2 separate regions of the Homo sapiens genome follow, and region 2 is linked to region 1. Evidence: chromatin loops called from intact Hi-C (ENCODE). Cell type or tissue: ovary. All regions are shown on one strand.

Region 1 (2,500 bases):
TCAAGCTATCCTCCTACACTGGCCTCCTAAATGCTGGGATTACAGACCTACCCCACCATGCCCTGCTGGACGTTTCTATTAAGTTCCTTAATGATGCTAATGCTGCCAGCCCAGATTCCACACTTTGAGAACTGCAGAAGTGTTTACACTCTCTTAAATAGTACCTACGGTCACATGAATTATTTTTTCCCAGCCTTGGAGAGCCTGAAGATTTCATCGCATTCTTAAAGATCCATGACCCCAGAAAAATTAAGAGCCAGATTAGAGTCTAATTATGCATTGAAAGCTTTTTCTAGGCAGGGTTTCACAGGAGATGATTTTGCAACTGGTTCAGTCTTGGAGTAGTCCCAAGGGTGTATATTTGTGTTTGCTTAAGCACCTGGGCATTGCAGGCTATATGATGCCAACACCCTTACCAGTCCACACTCAGTTTCCTACCAAGAAATTGCAATACTAGGAGCATCAGCTTGGTAAAGAGAGTAAACATGACAACTTTTCCCAGCATCAAATGTGAATATTGTGGAGAGGTAGAAAAACAGGGAGAGGGGAAGAAAGAGAATTCCCGTGATGCTATTGAAGCAGAAATAAAACCTCTGCAGATAATCCTGCTGCCTATTGATGTTGGGGCCACAAACTTGGGAAAATGAATGTTGTGCCATCATAATCACCCTAAGGATCAGTTACATAACATTTAATCATAAATTATACTCATCCAAAATGTGGCATGGGAAGTTCATATGTAAACTTTAATGTATTTTTTTATTCTTTAAAAATTTCCATTTTTGTGAATGTTTTATAATGTACACAATACACTAGAACAGTCATTTTGTATTTAATTTATAACATTAAAAAATAAACAAGCAAACATACATACATCGGGGCTCCATGATGAAAAAAAAAATTGGAGATTACTCCTTAGGTGTCAAACTTGACTGCACCAGAATCACATGGAAGCTCACCGAACAAATGCAGAGTCTCAGACCTCAGTCTCTTTCAGGTTCAGGAGGTCTGAGAAATTCACAGTTACACCAACAACTTGGGAAATTCTAAGGCAGGTGAGCCATTGACTCTACTGTGAACCCTGCTCTGAAAATGACTTTAGTTTTTTTTGTTTTTTTTTCTCTTTGTACTTAATAACTTTATTCTGACTCAAAAGCCATAGAACTCCTCACCAAAGGACACATAGGTCAGTGCAAAGAAGGAAACAAACACGTCTGTATTCTGCATGTCTTTCTCCTTCCCCCTTCAGCAATGCCCCATCCTATTCCCAGCCCTGGTCGGCTGCACCCCCTGAGCCAGGCTCTGGTCACTCACTACACCATGACAAAGCCACCTGCCGCCTGCTAATGGTGACTCGGCTCAGCCATTAGAGGGCAGCAGATAACAGGTCACTAAGCAGATAATTTCTCCGCGAGCAGGTTTGCCCATCTTTCTAAATAATCCAATTTTTCTTGAATATTTTCTCATCAAGGAACATTTTCCAAAAACCTCATAAATGCAAGTCATGGAAGTGACAGCAAACAAGCCCAAGATTGCACTGTCCAAAGGAAAGGTTTCCGTGTTAGGCATGGCTCAAGGTGCTAGGTACAAAGCAAACAAAATCCCTGCTCTCATGCAGCTGACAAGTTAATGGGGGACAATCGAAAAGTAAGTTATCTCTCACTGTTAGATGGTGGTAAACGCTGCGGAGAAAGACATGGCCTGGGCCAAGAGAAGGAAAAGCTCAAAGAAGGGAATGAATATTTATTGACCATCTATGAACGACTGGTTTTCACATAAGTCACTTCTCTTCATCTTCACCACTCTCTCATTGTACCCCTCCCTTTTTTATTATGCCAATTTTACATGTAAAGAAACTGAAGTTCCCACCGGGCACGGTGGCTCACACCTGTAATCCCATCACTTTGGGAGACCGAGGCGGGCGGATCACCTGAGGTCGGGAGTTCGAGACCAGCCTGACCAACATGGTGAAACCCTGTCTCTACTAAAAATATAAAATTAGCTGGGCCTGGTGGTACATGCCTGTAATCCCAGCTACTCCAGAGGCTGAGGCAGGAGAATCACTTGAACCCAGGAGGCGGAGGTTGCGGTGAGAGAAGATCATGGCCATTGCACTCCAGCCTGGGCAACAAGAACAAAACTCCATCTCAAAAAAAAAAAAAAAAAAGAAAGAAAGAAACTTAAGTTCTGAGACTTTAAGAAACTTGGCTAAGGCCACGGCATTAATGAATACCTGCACAGTACTGAACTTCTTAACTTGTTGTCATAATGAAGCCCAGCGCGAATTGTAAAGGAGACTGCCCACACATGCATTTTACTAGTGCTCACACACCTCACCTTCTCCAGGACTCAATATGCTACGTGGAATGTGCCGGGCCTCCTCTTCCCCAATTAATGTTTCACCCTTATTTTGGTACTCTGAAACTCTTATTTTGCTCTATGCTAATCCCATAAATTGGTTCTCATTCTAGAGTGCAGACAGTAATGACTGTTAACTTCT
Region 2 (2,500 bases), 380 kb after region 1:
CCTCTTGGTTAGGTGCCACCTGGTCTATGTAATTTAGTTGCATGTAATTTGTTTATTGGATGTAAAATACTCAGTGCATTTACCACAATTTGGGCTAATAGCTCTGATCAGTCTCCTTAAAAAGGCAGATTGCCAATACAATTTAGAAGGCTTTATAATGTAGTTTTCAGTTTTGGTGGCTGTTTTGGATTTAGATTTGTTCACTGTGCATGCTTTGTTTCATGAATCTTTAAGTTCTTTGCTTCCATCTGACACCATGTGTTTGAGGTTGCATTTTATGAATGGGAAACTTTGCAAATGCTTACTAAATGATTTAACATTTATTTCTGCCTCATGTGTTCTTAAAAATACCAGCTGCTGCTTAGTTGAAAATGTAATTTAATTTGACTGACACATGAGTTTTATAGTTCATAAACATGGATGTATTTTCCTTGTTTGTATTCATAAGCCTGTTAGTCCATATGTTAATGTGTTCTTTGATTTAATTTCATTTCTTTATTTTAAAAATCGATAAAAACAACAACAAAAACCTTGGGAAAGCCTTCATACTTGCTACATTTTTGAAAACATGCATCTATTTTTTGGAGATCACACTTATGCCTACAGAATTTCTTCCCATTTTAGTGGTTTCCTAAGGTTTCTATTTTAGGAGTTTTATTATTATGTTAACAGAGAACAGCTTTTGATATTGATATAATTTTGTAGTGTATTTATAGAAACAAGTGCATTTTGGATGTGTGAAAGACATATTTCTCCTAAGTTGCTTGGTACAGTTTTAAAAGCCTAATGGTTAGATTTAGTTAAACATGGTGGACTGTTATAAATCCATTCATGTATATAGATGATTCTTAATAATTTGAGAGTGAGAAAGCCTCTTGAAAGATTATTACTTTGTCTCCTCTCCAGAAAAGTTTATATGTAGACAACCGCAGATTTAAGGACCCCCTGGAGACCTGTTGGGGAATTGGGATAGTACAGGGGTCCCCAAGCCCCCAGCCGTGGTCCCGTACCTGTTAGGAAATGGGCCGCATGGCAGGAGGTGAGCGGTGGGCCGGCAAGCATTACTGCCTGAGCTCTGCCTCCTGTCAGATCAGTGGTGCATTAGATTCTCGTAGGAGCGTGAACCCTATTGTGAACTGTGCATGCAAGGGACCTAGGTTGCACACTTCTTACGAGAATCTAACTAATGCCTGATGATCTGAGGTGGAACAGTTTCATTCTGAAACTATTCCCCCGGTGGAAAAGTTGTCTTCCACAAAAGTAGTGCCTGGTACCAAAAAGGTTGGGGACCCCTGGGGTATGACATGTATATGTGTAAGTATAAGACACTATATAAGATCTTGAAGAAAAATATAAATAGATTAACGTAAATACTCTAAGCAGGGAGCAATTAATATAGGTACATGTGGCATAGGGGTACAGGACAGGGCAAGCTTCATGGAGATAATGGAATTTGAAGTACTGACAGGCATTCAGAAGACAAAGCCAGTTCTACACAGGGTCAAGAAAGCAACTGACCTGTTTGGCTACCCATGAGTACTGAAATTTCCTTAAGGATAATGACTTTCTGATTGATCCTCAAGTTCCACATTGTGCCTAGTATGGATACAGTTATCTTACTCATTATGTAAGCTCAGCAAACTACTTGCTGAATTCAGCCACAGTTTTTACTCGTTGTGCTTTCTGAGACCACTTTTCTCTGTGTTCTAACATGTTGCATGTTTGCCTTCACACATATTTTTATTCAGGGAAAAAAGTTAAATTATGTAATTTCAATGACTATGTGCTTTGGTTGGCTTTAAAAAGAAATTTAAAACTTAAGTTTTGTATTAGCAGGAAACAGCTTTTGATATTGGTCTAATTTTATATTTCTTAAATTGTGTCTTTGGCAACAGTTACTTTTTGGGTGTGGAAAGAAACATTTCTCCTCAGCTCCTTGGTTAGCTTTTAGGGAAAAGTTAAAATGGTCATGAAAGCATCAGATAAACTAATAGTAACCCCAACTGAGTATACTTTTGTTTAAATAAAAGCCAAGTGAAGTCTGTACTGCCATGGTAATATAATGCAGAAATAATAAGTTAATGTATGTAACAAATAATCAAAGTTTATAGACTACATTCTTAAGAGATTATTTTTTTCCTCCCTTTGGAAAGTAGTGATATCTAAGGGGAAGAGGGTGTGGGGGACTGGCATTTTCTCAACATTCATAGTTGGATAACAAAATCCACCTAAAAATAAAACATGTACTCATATGCAAAAATGCTAAACTTACTTTTTTGATTATTGACCTTTCTTTGCACAACTCTAAAACATACTTGTCACAGTTTTGTTGACTGGTGATTTCTTGCCATTCCTACAGTAGAGCAGTAAGTCCTGTGCCAACAAACAATTTATATTATTTTAATTAGTTTTTTAAAAAATCACTTTCTGCCTGATTTTATCTCCTGTGTTTATAATGTTATAATATGAGCTATTAATTTAAACACATTTAAAAAGTACG

What was found. A loop is a pair of places that touch in the nucleus more often than their neighbours do. Peaks named below come from ENCODE experiments on the same cell type or tissue, not always from the same donor. Only the 100,000 strongest peaks of a DNase experiment are listed, where the experiment ranks them.
Region 2: it touches region 1 in a loop (4-fold over the local background); 2 of 110 quality-filtered maps call a loop at or near these places.

Annotation. Positions count from the first base shown.
Region 1 is chr3:149,511,114-149,513,613 of GRCh38, forward strand. No RefSeq gene overlaps it. Among named protein-coding and RNA genes, the nearest start is that of TM4SF4, 38 kb to the left of the region's middle. RefSeq lists a silencer at 1,354-1,453. In ovary, a CTCF peak has its summit at 1,387 (motif pointing right); a DNase peak (open chromatin) is centred at 1,348.
Region 2 is chr3:149,891,535-149,894,034 of GRCh38, forward strand. The region is part of intron 4 of RNF13 (ring finger protein 13); the gene reads left to right. Among named protein-coding and RNA genes, the nearest start is that of PFN2, 78 kb to the right of the region's middle. In ovary, no CTCF peak of the experiment used is centred here; a DNase peak (open chromatin) is centred at 1,023.